Regions from separate parts of the Homo sapiens genome. Here region 1 is linked to region 2. The links are chromatin contacts, found by Hi-C or POLR2A ChIA-PET in ENCODE. All regions are on one chromosome and are shown on one strand. Each heading gives the region's core, a stretch centred on a gene start or an enhancer-like site at or near the end of the contact. The rest is flanking DNA. Distances are from core to core; before and after follow the strand shown.

Region 1 (6,607 bases), core at 862-3,361, 48 kb before region 2:
TTTTTTCTTCCTCTACTGTCAACAAATGTTTATATGTGTATGTTACTCACTGAGTCATAATTATAGAAAGTTATGATTTTCAGTAACTGTAGCTTTTATAATTTAGTACTACTGGAGAAAAAGCCAAGTGATTTAAATGGTTTACGGACTATGTAATGTTAGGATTTTTAAAAAGAATCAATTCTGAAAGGTCATAAATCACAGCACATCAGTGATTCAGTGGACTAGCTCTGTCAGAAATGCCTGGGGGAGATTTTACAAATAGTGATTAAATTCTGACCCAGTAGATCTAGGCTGAGACCTTGATACTTGAATTTTAGAAATTTTACTAAATGATCTGATGCATGGCCAAATTTGGGGAGCATTGTCATATGTGAGGAGTAAAAATAGTATTAAAAAACTTGCACTAAATGTGTAATTTAACCCAGAGACTATCAACGTAAACATTTAGATAAAAGAGCCCTCCCCCATACTGCCATTTTTATTTTCTCTGGAAGCAAATTCTCAACCCTCCCAGCCCACAGATCATTTGATGCTAGATCATTTGAAGCTAGGGTTAGTGTGGTACCATAAATACGGGTTGTACTTTGCTTTGTCGATAGGATTGAGAACCTCAAAACTCATTTCCCAAAACCATTTTGGATATCGACAAATCTATTCCAATTAGGTAACTTTTGTCTTCAAAAATATATGTCACTTGTTCATCTGATTTCATAGTCTAAAATCAATGTCCCAGTATGTTTTATTGATGATGGCAATAACACAGTTCACAGAGAAATAGTAATATTTTAAAGTAAAACCATAGATTTTAGACTCAGAGAGGCCTGAATTCAAACCTAGCACTCTGACACTTACTACTCATTAACCTGGGGAGGAAATTAACCTCCCTGGGCTTTAATTTTCTTATCTGCAATGAGTAAGTGAAACTACTTAGCTGAAAGGGTTGGGCAGAACAAGGCGCTATTGCACTCCCATTTCCCATGGTCAGAACTCAGTAAAAAGCAGCTCTCATTAATACTGTAAAAATCAATGTCCATCAAGGTTTTTTTGGCCTCAAATTATCTAACAGTTCTGCAACAGGGATGTAATGAGCATAGCAGTATAGTAAGGGTATAAAAGTGAGTAAAAATATAGCAACAAATTTCCCTTTCCTTTTGAAATGTGGACTGAAAAAAATATTTTCTGTCACGTGAAACTGAAAGTTGCAAGTTCATAGGCCTTACGAAGACAGACGCAGTTGGATATGTTCCTTTTTGATGTAGCATGTTTTTCATTGAAGTTGATTAGTTAAAAAATACAGTTACGGTGATTTGCAGAGAGGCTCACTCCGTGTTAATATTATTGTGGATAATAATGCTTTACATCTGTGAAAGGTTCTGGTAGTTCTCAAGGCATTCTCACACTTGTCTTCTTTAATCTTCTCAAATCCATGAGAAGCAAGTGCGGCAGCAAGAATTGCTCAGCCTTCCAGGTGAAAACAATTTAGAGGAGAGCCACTAAATGGATAACCCAAGGTCAATGCTGCAAGGCAAAGTCAAGGCAGAACACCCGGGACTCCTGGCTCCTAGTCTGAGGCCATGTCCACTCTTCTGCGATTACTAGATTTTGTTGGTTATTTCTTAAAACAAAAGAGGAAAAACAACGCCCCCCCCGCCCACACACAAATCAGTTGCCCGTATGTTTCTGGAGAGAATGCAGAGAGCGTTTGGTGGAGAGTTGCACAGGAACACGACCCACAGCCAGCCTGGGCCTTCTACAGACAGGAGGTGTGAGGTGTGGGGCCTGCTGCCTTGGAAAAGTGGTTCTCAGATCCTGAATTCAAATTAAACTCCCGAGGTAGAATCTCGGCCAACAACGGATCCCGGTGTCTGAGTTTGGTTCTCAGCTGGCGGCTGAGAAAAGAGAAGGGCAGCACCTTCCAATGATTCTGTTCCTGGAAGCGCACCAACTACAGCTTGGGAGAATTAGCCCTACAGTTTCTGCAGAAGTGCTGTTGCCAGGCTGTCTGAGACAGGATCCATTTGGTCCACGTCATCTCTCAGCTCAAAGCCACAGCTAAAAAGGCCAGAGGACAAGATTCGCGGGAAGCCTTCTTGAAGAAAATCGCTTCTGAAATGCTGGTCTTGCGATTTCCTGCCCCTGTTCTCTACTCCACCTTCCCGTGTTCCTCTCCGCAGTCTTCCATGCCCTGCTTTCCCTCCCAGGACATCAGGTCCAGGTTCAAAGATGACAAACACACCCACACACACTCACACACACAACACACTCATATACACAACACATACTCATACACATTCACAACACACTCCCATACACTCACACACACAACACACTCATATACACAATACATACTCATACACATTCACAGCACACTCCCATACACTCAACACACGTACACTCACACACAACACACTCATATACACACTAGCACACATATATACACTCACTACACACCTGCATGCACACATATACACACTTGCACATATACACTAACTACACATTCATACTTACGTACTCAACACACTCTCACGCAAACATGCACATTCTTTGCTATTTTGTAGCAGCAAGGGGGCTTAGCCAAGGGTAATGGCCAAGTGGCCCGAGGTATTTCATGGCTCAAAAGTGCAGTCAGTAGGCGAGAATGCCGTCGTCCCACTCGTTTAGAATGCGTCTGCTTTAAAGGGTACGTGCCTGGCACTCACGCTAAAAGGCTGACACACGGCGTCTCCTAAGCCTCCTCCCTCTACTGCCAGAAGCAGCTCCGGAGGGCACAAGACTCATGCAAGACTTGTCCCTCGTGGTTCTTCCACCTCCATCCTCCTAAAGGTCGCTCACACTTGCTTCTTTATCTTGAGTGCACATATGAAGGCGGTGCGCGCTCTGGGAAGGGAAGGAGGGAAGAATTCCTGTCCTATTCTATCAGGAATTGGGGAGAGAAAAGCTGCTAGGAGGAATAAATGAAGGGGACTTTTCAAACACTGTGAATTTGAGACAGAAGGGTTGTCAGGGGAGAGAAAGGCTTGAATTTTCATTCCCTTAATAAATATTTATTGGTGCAGACATGGTGCCAGAACACTGTGTACATTGATTGAACTGAAGCCCTAATGAGAAAGAAGAAAACAAACAAAATTACAGTTCATTTGTATGGATAAGCAAAGAAGGAGGAGGGCTCGCTGGTAGAGAATGCTGGGGGTTGCATGTGGGTTACAGGGGTGGACCTGGAGTCCTTATGAATGAGGTGAGTTAATGTGTGAAAAGCACTAAGACATGGACAGGCCAGCAGAGGCAGAGGCTGGGACACACACGAGCTGTGTGTGTTCACCCAGCAATGTAGGCAGGGTCGTGACCAGATCACAGAAGCCATAGGTCATGATCAAGGTCAGAGTTTCGGCTTTGTCCCAGTAAGATGGAAAAGCATGGAGGGGCACATAAGGGAGTGACAGGATGCTATTTATGTTTTAAAAAGATTCCTCTGGTTGTTGTCTGTGGGATATAATGGAGTAAAGCAAGAGTGGATATTGATAGATTAGGAAGTAAATGCTTTTATGATATTTTGATAAAAGGTTGATGGTGGCTTAGATGAGGGAGCTGAGAAACAGGGGAGTGGATGGGGTTCAGGGCAGATATGACAGGACTTGCTGTTGAACTGGATGTCAGTGAGCCACCTATACTCTACTAGGTCACTGATTCATTTCTGAGACTGAATTAATTTGTTTCTAGAGTTGATAATTTTTAAACATGTCACAATTTTTATTCTAATACTTCCAGTGATTTCAGGAAAGAGTCTGCTAGGTTTTGGTTTTCGATTGCCAGTTGATAGTACCATTTATTAAAATGGGAAGAATTTGATTTTGAACGGGTCAAGTTCCTTTAAGAAATTTAAAGGTGAGGCCAGTAGAAAGGTGGATATGTGAGCCTGGGGCTCAGAGGAGAGGTTGGGCTGGATGCATACTTTTGGGGGTCCTCAGTCTATAGATGATTGACAGACACAGGAATGGATGAGACCACAAGGGAGAGGACAGATGGAAAGAAATATCCAGCTCTTGGAACCTCAACATATGGAAGAGGAAAATGGTGGGCAAAGGAGACGGAGGAAGGAGTGTTTAACAAAGGAGAGATTCATCACATGACTTGAGCACCGCTGAGAGGTAGAAGAAATTGTCTTAGTCCATTCTGGCTGCTTATAATAAAATATCATAAGCTGGGTGGCTTACAAACAACTGAATTGAATTTCTCACAGTTTTGGAAGCTGGAACCCCCCAAATCAAGGTGCCCGCAGATTTGATGTCTGATGAGGACCAGCTCCCTGGTTCATAGACAGTGCCTTCTTGCTGTGTCCGCACATGGCAGGAGGGTGAGGGGTCTCTCCCATGTCTTTTCTTATAAGGGCACTGATTCCATTCATGAGGGCTCCACCCTCAGGATCTAGTCGCCTCCCCATAGGCCCTTAGAGGTTAGGACTCAACGTGAATTTTGGTGGGACACAAACATTCAGACCACAGCAACAATAAAGGCAAAAAGTGACCGTTGGTTTGGTAATATGGAGGACACTGGTGAGAGACTGCAGGGGAATGGGTTCAGGAGTGGACAGAAGAAGGAGGGAATGAAGAAATATCCACAGTACTGTAAAGAAGTTTAGTTTATGAGACCTAAAATGGAATGATACTTGACTCTCTTTATCAATTGACTTGTCTTATGCAGTTTTTGCATCTATTAGTTTCCGGTAACTGCTGTAAACAGCTATAAATTACTATAAACCCATTGGCTTAGAATAACACACATTTATCCCTTTATAGTCCTGGAGGCCAGAAGTTCCAAATCGGTTTCACTGGGCCAAAATCAAGGTGTTGGTAGGACTGCCCTCCCTCCAGAGGCTCTAGGGGAGAATCCATTTCTTGACTCTTCCATCTTCTGGTGGTTGCTGGCATTCCTCTGCTGTGGCCACATCAATCCAATCTGCCTCTGTGGTCACACTGCCTTGCTCCTCTTCTGTCAGTGCTAACTCTCCCTCTCTCTTATATGAGCGTCTCTTATAAGGACGCTTGCAACTGCATTCAATCCAGGAGGGTCTCCCCATCTCAAGATTCTTAATTTAATCCCATCTGTCAAGCCCCTGATTCCTTATAAGGTGACATTTATAGGTTCCAGGTACCTCCGAGAGCCATTATTCAGCCACGTATACTCTACTAGGTCACTAATTCATTTCTGAGACTGAATTAATTTGTTTGTAGAGTTGGTAATTTTTAAACATGTCACAGTTTTTATTCTAATACTTCCAGTGATTTAAAAACCTCTATTAAAATATTTAAGTGTAATATTCATTTTTCATAGAGAAATGGTGATTATGAGCTTCTAATTAATATTTGAGACAATAATAACCATAACTTTCAAAAAAAGTTCAACTAATAGTTAACAGCAGGGATGGGATTCTCTCGTTAACACGGCCACCAGTGAGTACCAGGGTCAGTCTTTATTAATTCTAAATAGATAGGATGTGTATGAGTCAAATAAGTGAGACACATAATGTGGTGGTATTATGTTGACTTTGCTGGCTCTAAATTTATTGCTATAGACATTATTTAATATGTATAACTAAATTATTTTAGCATTTAGGTAATTTAATAAAATAGTTTATATGTGAGCATCAATAAAGAGAGAACCATAAATTATACATGTGTGTAGTTTAAACAGAACCACTTAAATGCCTATTTTGGGGATTAAATATATTCAGAACTCTATCTGCGTCTAGTCCTTAATCTGGGCGAATTCTTACTCACCCTTTACAAGAGGCTTATTTGAGACTTCCTCCAGGCAGGCTTTCCTTGTCCAGTCTCGTCATTTCCTGTGCTTGAATCTTACTTTGCCCTTTTCTTGTGTCTGTCTATCCCCAAAACACTGTATCTTATTTATCTTGGAGCCCTCTGCACCTGGCATTTCTTTTACTCTGGGCAGAGCTGGTTCCTGGCTACTCTGTACAGAAGCCTGGAGACAAGCAGAATGGCTGACAACCTGCCGGAATTCTCTACTCTCCTTTGGGCAGGCCCTGCCCTCCACACCCCATCTCACAGGGAACACAACAAGAAAATCAAATTTGCTGGTAGCCATCCCTCCTAATTTAGTAGGTTTCAGTCATGCAGACTTTTCCTACAATAAAGGGATTTTTATACAAAAGCCTTTTGTGCACATACTTTTTAGAAACAAACACATTTCACTCACTGCCTTTCTTTAAAAAAAAAAAAAAGAGCTTGTTTCTGACAAATAATTCACAAATGTAAATGAAACCTACTAAAATTAAATGCACTCCTTTTCCCCAAGGATATCATTCCTAAAACAATTTCCAGACCTTTAAGGAAGTACTTTCAGACAGGGTGAAATCAGGGAAAAAAATCTTGTGCAATACATATTTATATGCTAAGTCCCTCCGGCATTTGGTCTTGTGACAATGGTCAGAACTGTCACAGCTTTTGCAGGCCTCTGAAAGGCAGGTTGAGACCTAAGTCACTCAGGTAGGGTCTTCCTTGGTGTTGCTGCATTTGACATCCTTCTTTGGGGGCTGTTACTAGGATCTTCCTGGAACACACTGCAGAAAGCGCTCTGCTAACATGTC
Region 2 (6,480 bases), core at 2,964-5,463:
TCATTCATTGGCCCTGTTCTTTACACAGAGCAAGTTACTTCCTCTTCATTGTGCTAACTCTGAACATTTGTAGAGGGCTATCATGTCTTCTCCGAATCTTTCTTTCTCCAGGGTGAACACATCCAGTTCATTCATTTCCATTTTTTCACATACTGCTTACTTTCCCCTCACAATGATACCATAACATTTCAAACTGGCAATAACTGGGTGGTTAATAACTGGGCAGTTGTTGTTTTGTTTATAGTTATAGTTAATGACTTATAGGCTTCTGCATAGTTGGACACTGCAATTAGAATTGTCACAAGAATAAAAAGCCAAAGGGTGTAGGGCAGGTGCTTGATCTTTTTTTATCCTGACTTGGGAAATGTAATCTATGAGTTAACATAGTCTTTGTGCCTTATTTGAACATTTTATGACAAATGGAAACTTTAAGTAAGACCTTCAGGGATAGTTACTAGATTTATACAGTGTAATAACTGTTTCAGAGTAGGTGATATAACTATTTCAAGTAATGTTTTCTAAATTTGGCCATGCAGCTACAGCATTGGAGAGCTTCTAAAGATACAGAACACTGGGATCCATACCCAGACCTACTGACCAGATGCCTCCATAAGTCCCCGAAGGAATATCATTTGGCAGCCACTGATATAGGGTAAATAACATGAAGGTCTGTCTTCCCAGTTAGCTAAATTCTACCTAGCCCGTAATGCTCTCTGCTATGACATTTTTTGGTTGTTCTTGCAGCTAACACTTCCATATTCTTAAAAAGTCTCTTCTGCTAATAACCGGTACACATGGTTTAGTATTTAATTGTAAATTCTGCATGGCTATCTGTCTCCTAGTTAGTTTATAAAATCCCTAAGAACAAGAACTGAGTGTTACATTTCCATGTGTCTTGCAGGGAGTATGGCACAATATTGAACAGAGTCATTCATTAATTGGTGAGGGGTTTTGGAAACAGTAGGAGAAAAAAGAAAATAAAGGAAGGTAGATACAGAAGCGTAAGCTAGAAATAATATAAATATCAGAGAAATATAAGATTTCAAGATTAATTCAAATTAAAAATGAAATTCAATGAAATGAAGCTTACACGAGATGAAAAAGATATAATAAAGTTGAAAATAAAAGAATGAAACAAGATATATCAGGAAAGCATGAAGAAAAAAAAAGCAGGAGTGGTACATTCATGTTAAAGAATAAATTGAAGAAAATTGGGGACTCGGGGGAAAGGATGGGAAGGGGTAAGGGATACAACACTACAAAGTGGGTTCCGTGTATACTGCTCGGGTGATGGGTGCACCAAAATCTCACAAATCACCAGTAAAGAACTTACTCATGTAACCAAATACCACCTGTTCCCCAAAAACCTATGGAAAGAAAAAATTTTAAACAAAAACAAAAATAAAGAATATATTGAAAAAAAGGTTAATTGCATATTGATACACAAGAGCCATAAAAAAGGTACGAGACTCAGGAAATACTAAGCTCAGAACAACACAGTATCATTCTATGAAATGCAAAAATTGTTAGAAATACAAGGAAACATGTGAGGAGTATTAAAATTTCTTGCATCACCATAATTCTCTGGCAGGTCAAGGGGACAAAAATAAATAATTACAGGCACAAAGCACTTGAATTATTTAATGTTTGGATAAATATCTGCACGCTGATATAACCTTGTACCTTAAGAACAGGAAATGCATCTTCTCAAGTGTCATGTACCAGGTACAAACATTGATCATCATCTGCACCAAAAAAATACTTTAGTGCATTTCTAAGGTAAAAACTGTACCTTTTTATTTTAATAATAAAATACTACCACAAACTATTACTAGAATTTCAAAGGAAAAAGAAAAACCAAATTACTTGGATATTTTAGAAGTGGTTGCATAAATAATGACTGAGGCAGTCAAGCAAACTAGAAAATAACAAAAGTGAGAATATTATTTAACAAAAATCTATAAGATACAGCCAAAACTATTTTTTGTAGCAGATTTACAGTCCTAAATACTTCAACGAAAAAAGAATTATGAGAACAGAACTAAATATTCTACTCAGAATTTATGGGCAAAAAGACAAAACAATTAAAAAGAAAGCTGGAGAAAGGAAATAATAAACACAGAAGTAAAAATAATAATAATGATGATGAGATAAAATAATTTGTCCTTTGTAGAACTGGTAGCTAAGATCAAGAACAGGTTCTTCAAATAAAACAGACACACCTCTGGCAAATTTAATTTAAAAAATAAAAGGAAAACAAATAATTTATAAATTATCTATGTAGTCATATTTAGGGAGAAGACTGATAGAGTAAAATAATTTTAAGTGATAAAATTGAAAATCTTGGTGAAATAAATAATTCCCTGAGAAAAATGTAAATCAAGATGAACTTAATGGAAGAAATCCTACAGGAAAATAAAGAAGAAATTGTACTATGTATCAAGAAGTACAGTTACTTCAAGTGAAGATTTTAGAAGTTTTGGAAGGACCTGGGGCTCACCGAGAGAGGAATTTGGATATCGACAACACTTTCTACAATTTAATTAAAGAAGTGGGCTTAAACTTCATGTAAAAATGAGCTAGATTTTTATTTAGAATTGAAATTGGAAATAAAAAATAATTCTAAAAAACAAATGATCAAATAGAACTTTCTGTTTAAAATGGCAAAGAAAAAGTTAAGGAGACTGGAGCCAATCTCAAGACGAACCAAGATAAATCTATTAGTGACGGGAGCTTCAATTACACAGGATATGTTTAGTAGGATTTTCTACAGAAGCAGTCCAAGGGAAGTCTGCTCAGATGATAAACCGAGTTCTCCCCAAGCTTTGGGTTTACACCCAGCTCCTGAGTGACTATGGCAAGAATGGCCTTAGAGAACATGAAGGGTAAAATTACCAGCAGTGCAAATGGGGCCAGGAGAGATGCCTTCGTAAGAGGAAAGGGTCGTTCCCTCTTCGAGCAATCACTTTTTTTTTTTTTTTTTTTTTTGAGATGGAGTCTGGCTCTGTTGCCCAGGCTGGAGTGCAGTGGCGCGATCTCGGCTCACTTCAAGCTCCGCGTCCCGGGTTCACGCCGTTCTCCTGCCTCAGCCTCACGAGTAGCTGGGACTACAGGCGCCCGCCATCACACCCGGCTAGTTTTTTTGTATTTTTTAGTAGAGATGGGGTTTCACCGTGTCCAGGATGGTCTCGATTTCCTGACCTCCTTATCCGCCCACCTCGGCCTCCCGAAGTGCTGGGATTACAGGCGTGAGCCACCGCACCCAGCCCACTTTTTTTTTTTTTTTTTGAGACGGAGACGGAGTCTCGCTCTGTTGCCCAGGCTGGAGTGCAATGGCATGATCTCAGCTCACTGCAACCTCCGCCTCCCAGGTTCAAGCGATTCTCCTGCCTCAGCCTCCTGAGTAGCTGGGATTACAGGTGCATGCCACCATGCCCAGCTAATTTTTGTATTTTTAGCAGAGAAGGGTTTTCACCATGTTGGCTGGGCTGGCCTCGAACTCCTGACCTCAAGTGATCCGCCCACCTCGGCTTCCCAAATTGCTGGGATTATAGGCGTGAGCCACCGCGCCCGACCCAAGCAATCACTCTTGATGCCACAAAGGTAAAGAGCAAATGGAGATGGGATGTGTATTACTTGATCTTTTTAATAACCTGTCGTGACACATCAGCTTTTCTAATATTAATAATTCTACCTGAGGTGGGCGGATCACGAGGTCAGGGGATTGAGACCATCCTGGCTAACACGGTGAAACCCGGTCTCTACTAAAAATACAAAAAATTAGCTGAGTGTGGTGGCACATGCCTGTAGTCCCAACTACTCGGGAGGCTGAGGCAGGAGAATCGCTTGAACCCGGGAGGCAGAGGGTACAGTGAGCCAAGACTGCACCACTGCACTCCAGCCTGGGCAACAGAGTGAGACTCTGTCTCAAAATAATAATAATAATAATAATTCTACCTCAAAACATATTGTAAATCCACACATCTACCTACCTCTGCCCCCTCCACCCCAGCCGGGTGGCATTGCTAGTAATGTGAGTGATGCAGAGGCTTTTTTTAACCAACCACCTGGCCCTTCCTCCTCCTACCATCCCTCCTCCAGGCTGACTGGCCTTCCCATAAGACAGATCAGAGCCTGTCATCCCTGTACTCAAATCTTAGTGCTGAGCATAACATTCAAACACCTACACAGTTTCTGTCTTACTCATGATGTCAGGCCTCTTGTTTCCAGGAATTGGCAAAACGCATTCATCTCCAGCCAGGCTTAGAGCTTTTTCCCCTGCATCTGGGAAGCCTTCCTCTCTTCTCCTTCAGGCCTCAGCTCAGAAAGCAACTCCTTGGAGAACACATCACAAGCCACCCTTTCTGCAAAAGTCTTCCCCCATCACAATGTTTTCTATCAGAGTACCTTGCTCCATTTCCTTTCTAGTAATTCTCATAGTAGGTAAATAAATAATTGTTGGGTGGGAAAGGAGGGCTGTTTCTTTCTTTTTTTTTTTTTTTTTTTGAGACGGAGTCTCGCTCTGTCGCCCAGGCCAGACTGCGGACTGCAGTGGCGCAATCTCGGCTCACTGCAAGCTCCGCTTCCCGGGTTCACGCCGTTCTCCTGCCTCAGCCTCCCGAGTAGCTGGGACTACAGGCGCCCGCCACCGCGCCCGGCTAATTTTTTGTATTTTTAGTAGAGACGGGGTTTCACCTTGTTAGCCAGGATGGTCTTGATCTCCTGACCTCATGATCCACCCGCCTCGACCTCCCAAAGTGCTGGGATTACAGGCGTGAGCCACCGCGCCCGGCCAAGGAGGGCTGTTTCTGCTGATTTTTTTTTGTCACTTCCCACTAGAATGAAAATCCCACGAGGTCAAGAAATTTGTCTCCTTTCTAACATGCTGTATTTCCAGCGGTGTGCCCACTGCCTGTCATACTGGGGCATTCCAAATTTCATAAATAAATCACACTTTTCAGAAATTGTGATTATTTTATTAGTTTGTTTACTTTTGCTAAAGAGTAAACCGAGGTACAATAAAAATTTAATGGGCTTATTTGAGCAAATAGTGATTCAAGAATTGGGTGGCTCCAAACCAGAACTGGTTTGGGAACTCCATGAGGGATTGCAATGGGGAGACTTTTATAGGAGAAACATGGAAGTAATGCAGAGAAAATATTTGACTGATTGCAGTTATACAGTTACCTTATTTCATCTATCCTGTTGGAAATTCCCTAGTTACATAATTACACATTTGTTTGTTACTTCTGATTAGTTGGAGTTTAAGTTGTATTCTTCTTTAATATAGGCATTTACAAGAAATTGCTCAAGTTAAGTTTTGCTTATGTTTGCAAATCAAGCTAGGTTCAGGTCACATCTGAGGTCTTGCTGGCTATGTCTGCTTATAGTTTCTTCAGGCCTGGTCTCCATTTTAATTTACTTTACCACTGTGTTGGAATACTGTTGATTACCCCATTGGGCTGCAAGGTCCACGAAAGCAAGGTCCTCGCCTCTCCTTTGGTCACCAAACATAGTGCTTGGCACTAAATAGTGGCTCAATGATTATTTGTAAAATAAATAAATGAATAAAGAGATTTAAAGTTCCCTAGAAAGTGAAATGTCTTTCTCCTTGACTTTACATACCACTCAGAAGATTCTGGACCTACTAGAATTCTTCATTAAGAATTTTGTTTTCCTGGTATTTTCCAGCTATCCCAACTTCTGTTAACAACCGAAAGTTAGCAGGAATGGGGGAAAGGCCATATGATTTAAATGCCTCCAATGAGGGCTGCTACTGATTAATTTTAGATCCCAAGCATCTGGGTCAATGCCTAGTTTCATGGCAGGTATGCAAATGATTATTTTAGTGTCATTATTAATGATTTTACTAAGAGCTGGGAGCACTTGAAATGTTCCTCCAAATGAGATTTGAGATGTAGACCAGATGGTCATTTTTTAAGAGCATCTATATATTCTATTCTACTTTTCAACACATAAGTTTTTATATTAAGATTGATTACTAATGTACCTAAGCACCCACATCAGTATTCAGTAAAAAATTAGACGCATTATGTATTTTTTAAGAATAAGAAATGCTCCATTGAGATGATAATAATCTAAATGAAATATAATCATCCCTGAAGTTGAATCTAGCCATTCTGTTTTGCTTTAACTAGGTTAAGGCCTCTAAGTCATTTTCTTTTTCTCCTTCCCCTGGCAATATATCATGTTCTACAGAGCTTAATATTGTGTGGGTACAACCTCAGGCATAAGAAAATGGTCTCATCAGTCTTAGCCCCAAAATGCTGTTTGGTCAGGCAGGATGGCTTAGGTAAGTTTGATCACAAATAAATATGTCAATATCTACTCATTCCCTGAATCCCAAAGGTCAGTGCTCAGGGGAGGATTTGTCCTAGGAGTATCAGTTTTATTCTTCTTGGTCATGATGGTGCTGAGAAAGACTAATATACACTGGACTATAATCTTTGAGCCAGAGGA

The links. Hi-C counts contacts between places; a loop is a spot of excess contacts on that map. ChIA-PET counts read pairs that join two places held with the same protein, here RNA polymerase II (POLR2A). Pooled maps may share reads with other maps.
Region 1: a loop to region 2 is called in a map of transverse colon, with 5 times the contacts of the local background. The contact joins two enhancer-like sites. A Hi-C loop is called at or near these places in 15 of 168 maps with a recorded cell type or tissue (Caco-2, PC-3, Right ventricle myocardium inferior and 10 more), 1 of 37 single-sample maps with no recorded cell type and 9 of 50 pooled maps. POLR2A ChIA-PET finds 5 or more read pairs at or near these places in 4 of 52 experiments (HCT116, WTC11, activated naive CD4-positive, alpha-beta T cell and 1 more).

What each region holds. Positions count from the first base shown.
Region 1 is chr13:97,334,920-97,341,526 of GRCh38, reverse strand. All of the region lies in intron 3 of MBNL2 (muscleblind like splicing regulator 2), which reads right to left. Among named protein-coding and RNA genes, the nearest start is that of RAP2A, 96 kb to the left of the region's middle. Within about 2 kb of position 2,111, at least 18 of the 41 ENCODE cell types and tissues checked have a DNase peak (open chromatin) inside an H3K27ac peak, as active enhancers do.
Region 2 is chr13:97,288,709-97,295,188 of GRCh38, reverse strand. All of the region lies in intron 2 of MBNL2 (muscleblind like splicing regulator 2), which reads right to left. LOC101927385 (a long non-coding RNA gene) reads left to right here. Exons shown (of 4, transcript XR_001749966.2): 2 at 537-667. Among named protein-coding and RNA genes, the nearest start is that of MBNL2, 70 kb to the right of the region's middle. RefSeq lists an enhancer at 4,240-4,299. Within about 2 kb of position 4,213, at least 3 of the 41 ENCODE cell types and tissues checked have a DNase peak (open chromatin) inside an H3K27ac peak, as active enhancers do.